Regions from separate parts of the Homo sapiens genome. Here region 2 is linked to region 1. A link is an interaction called in ENCODE POLR2A ChIA-PET data of the cell type or tissue named here. Cell type or tissue: GM12878. All regions are shown on one strand. Links, peaks and the distances in the headings refer to the core of each region. The heading gives the core; the rest is flanking DNA.

The links. ChIA-PET counts read pairs that join two places held together with the same protein. Peaks named below come from ENCODE experiments on the same cell type or tissue, not always from the same donor. Only the 100,000 strongest peaks of a DNase experiment are listed, where the experiment ranks them.
Region 2: POLR2A ChIA-PET joins it to region 1 with 5 read pairs; 8 of 35 experiments call an interaction of 5 or more read pairs at or near these places.

Annotation. Positions count from the first base shown.
Region 1 is chr1:154,146,775-154,151,166 of GRCh38, reverse strand. All of the region lies in intron 2 of NUP210L (nucleoporin 210 like), which reads left to right. Among named protein-coding and RNA genes, the nearest start is that of NUP210L, 6.1 kb to the left of the region's middle. In GM12878, for the core only: no CTCF peak of the experiment used is centred there; a DNase peak (open chromatin) is centred at 2,296.
Region 2 is chr1:154,260,794-154,265,185 of GRCh38, reverse strand. UBAP2L (ubiquitin associated protein 2 like) reads right to left here. Exons shown (of 27, transcript NM_014847.4): 23 at 4,077-4,294; 24 at 3,489-3,594. Among named protein-coding and RNA genes, the nearest start is that of SNORA58B, 3.3 kb to the right of the region's middle. In GM12878, for the core only: no CTCF peak of the experiment used is centred there; no DNase peak of the experiment used is centred there.

The sequences.
Region 1 (4,392 bases), core at 174-4,173:
ACATATGCGATTTTTAAAATGTAATCATTTTTAACTACACAAATTCATTCTGATATAAAAAAATTCACAGAAGTACTAGGAAAAATGTCAAATCTTGCTCTCAGCTTAACTTCGTCTGACTTGGGACCAATTTTCCAAAGTTAAGTATCCTTAAATCAACTTTCCCAATTTTACTATTAATACAATTGTGTACATAGATGAGATTCCCAGTGGTAAGGGCCAGTCTTGGTGTCCTACTAGGAGCATCTGAATGGGAGCAAGTAGTAGGAAAGGGGTGGGATTGGGCATTTTGAAAGAGAAGTGCATGCCTAAGAGAAATTGTTCATTAATTCCTTGGACAGATATTTATTGAGTTGCCTACTTTATAAGGCATATATAAAGGTAAAAAGATGTAAGCTTGCCATTGGCATTTAAGTCCTTTTTTTTTTTTTTTTTTTTTGAGATGGAGTCTTGCTGTGTTATCCAGGCTGGAGTGCAATGGCGCGATCTTGGCTCGCTGCAACCTCCACCTCCTGGGTTCAAGCAATTCTCCTGCCTCAGCCTCCTGAGTAGCTGGGACTACAGGCATGCGCCACCACGCCTGGCTAATTTTTGTATTTTTAGTAGAGATGGTGTTTCACCATGTCGGCCAGGCTAGTCTTGAACTCCTGACCTTAAGTGATCCACCCGCCTTGGCCCCCCAAAGTGCTGGGATTACAGGCGTGAGCCACTGCACCCAGCCTTAAGTGCTTATTATAAAATTTTGTTTATGATGGTTTTGGTGATAGTGTAGTAAAGAAAGTGGTCATGACAAAGATGATGGATAGACTTGAGGTGAGAGACTTAAGTGCAATGACGTGATCTCCACTCACCGCAACCTCTGCCTCCCGGGTTCAAGCGATTATCCTGCCTCAGCCTCCCGAGTAGCTGGGATTACAGACATGTGCCACCATTCCCAGCTAATTTTGTATTTTTAGTAGAGACGTGGTTTCTCCATGTTGGTCAGGCTCATCTCGAACTCCCAACCTCAGGTGATCTGCCCGCCTCAGCCTCCCAAAGTGCTGGGATTACAGGCGTGAGCCACCACACCTGGCCTTGCCCCGCTAAATTTTTGTAATTTTTATAGAGGTAGGGGTTTCGCCATGTTGCCTAGGCTGGTCTCAAACTCCTGGAGTTAAGCAGTCCACCAACCTTGGCCTCTCAAAGTGCTGGGATTATAGCCATGAGCCAACCACACCCGGCTGAGAGCATAATTTTAGGTGAAAAAGTTCACAGGGCAGATGAAGAACTGGTTTGGACAACTGAAGTGTACCTGTAGTAATGTGGACCTGTAAATAAAAATATCTGTTATATTATTTAATAAAGTTGTATTCTCTTCACTTTAAAAGTTAAATGTTTGATATTTCTCCTAATCATTCTAAATTTACTTGTAAATCATCCAAAATAATTTCATTTATTTATTATTTATTTTTATTTTTTGGGACAGGGTTTCACTCTGTCACCCAGGCTGGAGTTCAGTGGCACAAACATGGCTCATTGCAGCTATGACCTCCTGGGCTCAAGTGATCCCCCTACTTCAGCCTCCTGAGTAGCTGGGACTACAGGGGGGCACCACCAGGCCTGGCTAGTTTTTTTATTTTTTGTAAGACTATGGTAGTGGGGTTGCTCAGGCTGGTCTTGAACTCCTGGGCTCAAGCAATCCTGCCTCAGCTTCCCAAAGTGTTGAGCTTATAGGCTTGGGCCATTGTACTGGGCAGTTTTTTTTCTTTATGGTCAATGGCCTTATATTGAAAAGTTTTCTAGGCTGGGCACGGTGGCTCACGCCTGTAATCCCAGCACTTTGAGAGGCCAAGGCGGGTGGATCACCTGAGGTCAGGAGGTCGAGACCAGCCTGGCCTACATGGTGAAACCCCGTCTCTACTAAAAATACAAAAATTAGCTGGGCGTGGTGATGGGCACCTGTAATTCCAGCTACTTGGGAGGCTGAGGCAGGAGAATCACTTGGACCCGGGAGGTGGAGGTTGCAGTGAGCCTAAATGGCATCATTGCACTCCAGCCTGGGCGACAAGAGCAAAACTCCTTCTCAGGAAAAAAAAAAAAGAGAAGTTTTCTGCTGTTGAAGTAGTCAGATGAGTAAGCATTGTGTGCACAAGACTTTTCCTTTTTTATGTAAGGTCACAGCTGCTTGTGTTTGCCATTGTGCTACACATTTCTCTACTGAAAAGGGGGCTTTAATTTCTCATTTGACAAGTGCTAGATTACTCAGTGCCTGATTATCAAGTTACGGATTACCTAAGATTACCATCCCTCCCTTCCTTCCTTCCTTCACCATCCTGGAACACTTCCTTAGTGGTAATTCTACCAGCAGATCCTGTGAGATTTCAACTTACCTTGTTGTTTTTTGTTCATAGACCCCCATGTCTTTGTCTTTAATTATTTTAACTTGGGGTTCTGTTTGTCAGTTAAATGTTAATCAAGTAGAAGGCTAACTTAATTTTAAAACTTTTTAATTTAAAAATGATTTTAGATTTACAAAAGAGATGTAAAGATAATACAGAAAGTTCCCATATACCCTTTACCTAGTTTGCTCTAATGTTTCACTAATCTTCTCTAGGATTCAATTAAAGATACACATTGCTAAACTAAATTGTCATGTTTCCTTTGTCTCCTCCAATCTGTGAGTTTCTCAGTCACTTTTTTCTCTTGAGACAAAGTCTGTCTCTGTCACCAAGGCTGGAGTGCACTGGCACTATCTGGGCTCACTGCAACCTTTGCTTCCCGGTATCAAGTGATCTGCCCACCCTAACCTCCCCAGTAGCTGGGACTGCAGGCACACGCCACCATGCCCAGCTAAGTTTTGTAAAGATGGGGTGTCACCATGTTCAGCCTTTTAGTCACTTTTGATGCTTTTTTTTTTTTCTGAGACCGAGTCTTGCTCTGTCGCCCAGGCTGGAGTGCAATGGTGCAATCTCGGCTGACTGCAACCTCCGTCTCCCGGGTTCAAGCGATTCTCCTGCCTCAGCCTCCTGAGTAGCTGGGATTACAGGCACGCACCACCATGCCTGGCTAATTTTTTGTATTTTAATAGAGACAGGGTTTCGCCATGTTGGCCATGTTGGCCGGGCTGGTCTCGAACTCCTGACCTAGTGATCCACCCACCTCGGCCCCCCAGAGTGCTGGGATTACAGGTGTGAGCCACCGTGCCTGGCCTTGACACTTAAAGAGTGTTGGGTGGCCAGGCACGGTGGCTCACCTCTGTAATCCCAGCACTTTGGGAGGCCGAGGCGGGTGGATTACGAGGTCAGGAGTTTGAGACCAGGCTTGCCAACATGGTGAAACCCCATCTCTACTAAAAATACAAAAAATTAGCCAGGCATGGTGGTGTGTGCCTGTAATCCCAGCTACTCTGGAGGCTGAGGGACGAGGATTGCTTGAACCCCAGAACCCCAGAGGCAGAGGTTGCAGTGAGTTGGATTGCACCACTGCATTGCGACAGAGAGAGACTTTGTCTCAAAGACAAACAAACAAACAAACAGTGTTGGGCCAAGGGCACTAGCTCCGGAGGCCTGTAATCCCAGCACTCTGAGAGGCTGAGGCAGGAGGAACACTTGAGCCCAGGAGTTCAAGACCAGCCTGGGCAACATTAGCAAGACCAAGTCTCTACTAAAAAAAAAAAGAAAAAATTAGCCAGGCATGATGGTACGTGCCTGTAACCCCAGCTACTCAGGAGGCCAAGGCTGGAGGATTGCTTGAGTCCAGGAGTTTGAGGCTGCAGTGAGCCATGATCAAACTGCTGCACTCCAGAGACCTTGTTTAAAGGAAAAAAAAAAAGTACTGGTCAGATGTTGTATATAGAAAGTTTCTCAATTTGGGTTTGTCTAACTTTTTCTCATGATTAGCCTGGGGTTATGATTTTCAGGGAAAAAACCCACATAGAATTGAAGGGCCCTTCCCATTGCATTATTTCATGGGGTTCATGATATCAGCATGATTTATCACTGGTGGTGGTAACCTTGATCACTTGGTTAAGGTGGTGGTATCTGTCAGGTTTCTCCACTGTAAAGCTACCATTTTCCCCTTTGTATATGCTATTCATTAAAAGGGGTCATGAAGCCTAGCCCACAATTTAAAGGAAGGGGAATTGGCCTGGACAACAAAGTGAGACCCTGTCTCTACAAAAAACTAAAAAATTAAAAATTAGCCAGGTGCGGTGGCATGCGCCTATAATCCCAACCACTCAGGAGGCTGAGGTGGGAGGATCACTTGAGCCCAGGAGTTCGAGGCTGCAGTGAGCTATGATTGTGCCACTGCTCTCCAGCCTCGGTGACAGAGTGAGACCCTGTTTTTAAAAAAGCAAAACAAAAATAAAGGAAGGAGAAGTGACCTTTGCCTCTTGGAAGGAGGAGTGCCAAA
Region 2 (4,392 bases), core at 204-4,203, 110 kb before region 1:
AGTGGTATCTTAATCTGGAAAACCTTCCCAACATCCTAAGTCCAGATAGTTCCTGGGAGGGGCAAACACTAACTAGGAAAAATAACGGAACTACAGAAAACCAAGCAAGAGAAAATACTTCCTCATCTCCGAAGCATCAACTGTCTAAAGACACTGAAGTAAAAGAAGGGAACGATACAGGAGTATCTTAAAGGGCTAATGGGGTATTTTTTCCATTCCCTTTTCAAACCCGAGGTGCCCATCTGGCAAATCACTGAGTAACAGGCATAACTTTTAAGAATAGGAAGTTCAGTTATGGAAAAGGCTTAAGCTAGTAAGTTCATGTGGAAGGGTGGAGAGTAAAGGTGGAATAAACAGGATATAAGTAGAACATTTTTAAGTCAAACCAAAAGAGAGAATTTATCTTTACTGCAAAGGCAAAAAAAAAATAAAAAAATAAAAAATAGCATAGTTGGTCACCTTCTGCAGTGAGGCTAGGCTGCCTATATTGGATGGAAGAAATGACTAACTGGATTCTCAAGCCGAGTGGTAGGGAGGAATTCAGCTCCAGTGTGCCCCTACCTGATCTCATTCTTTCCAGAGTTTAGGCTAAAAACAGCTTCTAGTCCAGAGGCCTTATCTTTGATATGAGGTTGAAGGGACTGAGAATGCAGGAACCATAATACTCTGTAGTAGCCATAATAATCTCAATTACAGTATTAGAGACCTAGAAAATAATGGGTACTGATTTCACTACCCCTCACCAGTTATTAGGAAGATCTTCAGACTACAGAGTTCTCTTGCTTTCCTTCCAACATCAACACCCCCTACTTATCCCCAAACAGTGACAATACCAGAATCACGTGGGCAGCAGGGCAGAGACACATGAATCTATCTCTCCCACCATGGCAGCCCCTGGGAAAGGTGGTCACACTCCACAGAGCAAAATTACTCCAAAGGGCTGGGAACAAATACAAGGAAAGCTGAATACTTTGGTTTCTAATTCACCCAGGGTGGTGATCTCACTGTCCACGTTAACTTTATAAACAAAGGGCTAATGTTGTATGCTAGCTGGACTGGGAGGGAATTAGAATTTCCATAGTCAAGGAGATATCTGACCAAACCGCTCCTGCACATCCTTAGCTTATACCCACAAATGCAAAACTGGTAATCCACGATCTCTGAAAAGCCATCAAGGGACTAAGAACAATGTTCCAGGATAGCACAGTCGCCACAGAGCCTGAGTCATCAACTAGCTTATCACTAATGACTTTATCAGATCTTAGCCACTTGGCCTTTAGGAACCAGATAGATGTGGGAATTAAGCCTTGAAAGATACTTCTCTAACAGCTCTGAAAACTCTCTCTTTTGCCTTTCACCATGACATGACACTCCAAACTTTTTTGTCCTTTCCCCCACTGCTTATGTAAGAGGCAAAGGAAAGATCTAAATGGAAAAATGAAGCAACATAAGCATGGAGAATCAGGTATTTCTACAAATAGTTTCCTTTACCAACTAATCAACAGGTGGGAAACTGAGGCTGTTTCCCCTCCCCCCACCTTCATAAAACCACCATACTGAAAAATTAATAGTTCTTTGGCTATGCTGGGGTTTGATTAAAAAGGCCACCCTCCACCCTTCATCCACAGCACAGCATTGGTTCCTAGTGTCCACAAAGACATGCACGGAAAGAACGCCAGAGTTAGCTAAAGAAATACCACAGTTTATTGAAGACTACAAATATTTTTGTTACAAGTTGAAACTACATGCCTTCCAGAAATCAAAAGCAACAGCAGGTGTGTGCATTGATGCTTCGAAGGTGCTGCACCGCTTGAACTTGAAATGGGTAAGACAGGGTCAGACACATGGGGGAGAGGGAAATGGGGGAGGGGCAAGTTCAAAAGCCCAGAAGGTATCCACCAACTCATTTCCCCAAGCCACGCAGGCCATGGCCTCAGCTCAGCAGGCTCTCCTCAGTGGTCTGGTTTCTGAAACAAGACTTCAGTGCAAATTTATACACACACACAAAACACAGCCCCCAGCCTTGGGCCAAATTAGCTCTCAGCCGTCCAGAAATGCTTGTAAGGGGGTGGATATTTTCTTCCTAAAAGGAATCAAATACATAAAAATAAATGAATGGAATGACAAAAGCCCTTTGTGGGGTTGGGAACTGGGGGTTCTCAAGGGCTGATATAATACGTTTCTGAATTCTGAAGGGAGGCAAGAAGGTGGGATTTCTAGAATCAGGTATGCCAATTCTCTTATATTATCCATCACCTACCTCTTAAAATTCGTGAACCTGGTCCAACTAAGACTTCAACCTAATGTCCTCAGAAAGGGGCCACCACTCCAAGTCAAAAGGCTTATAATCCTCCCCACCAAGATTTAGGGTGAACCTTGCTCAATGACAGGGGTGGCCACAAGGAGTCTATGTATTAAATCTCAATGGGGCTTCTCAGGATTTGTTTAATTTAACTCATGACCCACTCTAACTCATGCAGCACAGTTCAAAGCTCCACTTGGCTATCAGTTCCTAGCCCTTACTGCCTTCTGTGCTCTTCCCAATTATTGAAAACTGTGGGCAACTGACCCACCCAGAGCCCACATAAGGGTGAAAAACACATGCTGCTCTATCCAAATCACCATGAAACTGTAACTGAGCTGACAGCTTTGAAGGACAACCCCCATCCCCAACCCTAAGCAATCAGAGAAACCTACTCCTCCCCTATTCATCTACAAGTCGCTGAAAAGGTACAATTATATTATTCAAAGATTCCTTCTCACTCCCTGTCCTCCAAAAGTAGAGCACAGATGTCAGGTATGGAAGCAAGGGAGAGGCTGAGTATCTTTTAGGTAAGTACCCATCCAGAGGATTCCTACAATTCCCTCCCTGCCATCACATATGCAAAAAGACTTGCAAAGAGACCAGCCATACAAATGAAGGAACCTAAAGGCCCAACTCTCCCAGTCCAATTCCCACTCTATTAAGTATGGTCACGCCTACTCCTTTTTCTCCACAGTTTAGGTCTTCTAGCTAGGGAATAAAAAAGGACACATAAGAAAAGTAGTGCTACAAAGTGATTTAAGCCAAACCTATCGTAGGCTGCTAGCTATGAACCCATTTAATCCTTCTACTCAGTGAATACACCCCCCTTTTGTACTATCAGTGCCATACATACTATTAACACTTGCCTCCACTGACATTTCAGCAAAATCTTGGGGCTCCTTGCCCTACTTCCACCCACACTTTTGGCCAACCAACATATTCTAAAAACCAACACATACTCTTGGGCATTCCCGTCACAAATAGTGGACACATGTCCTAGTATCAAGCTCCTCTGTTGGTGCTGCTCCCACAGATACCCAAGTCAGCCAAGCATTAACAATCATACCTGGGGCAGCGGCACACCCTCACCAATCCCATTTTCTCAAGCACCAAGTCTTCCTCCCTGAAATTTATCCAATAACACCCCACAGATAACACCGAGCCAGAGACAAGGTCAGCTTACCAGTGTTGTATCCATGAGACCCATATCCACTCGGCTGTTGGAAAGGGGTGGCCGATGCATTCACACTGACATTCACACCATGCTGCTTGGAAGAGGTAGGAGCCACCTAAAGAGCAAAAAGGCCAGATTTGCAGTGACTTGGCAGCAGAATACCATCTGTCCCACTTGTCCTGCTCCAGGTACTGGCCATTCAGATGGCTACCTATCCTGATGCAAGTTGACTACAGTTTGCTTAGTGAAATTAGCTCCTTACTAACTGTTCTAGAATCTACTAATGAAGTCAAGAAATGGTAGTTTGGAGGAAGAAAAAGGGACAATGGCAGCAGGGAATGAATGAATCTGAGTGAAGCAAAGCTGTATGGTATCATATTCTCCCTTTGGCAAATTCTAAGACTAGGCAATCCCTATCCTAATTCCACCAATTCCAGCCCCATTCCCCCACCACCCTGCATCAGGCCAAAAACAGGCCAGAGGTGGAAACTGTTCCTCCTCATCCATTATTAAAGTCATTGACCCTTAAAAGCAGCTAGGATAGTGTCCAGGGCTAGGATCCTTCACCACAAGGAGTGACCAAAGCCAGGTACTCACAGGGAACACAGCAGGCCCATACTGGAAGGTGCTGGGGAGGCCCGGGACCCCTGTATAGTATGGCAGGCTGGTGTAACTGTAGCCAGGAGGCAGCGCCGGGTTCAGGAATGTCTGCTGCGTGGTATGGTGAGTCTGCGTCTGGTTCTGTTGGGGTTGGGCCAAGGTTGTGGCCGGGGCTGGGGAGGAGGCATCCCCACGGCCGAACTTTGTGAGGTCACCTGTGACAGGAGAAGCTAAATGTACCTGCCTCTTTCACCCCAATACCAATACAGAATTACCTCTTCTGATTTCACATGATTCCAGGAGATCCTGTTCA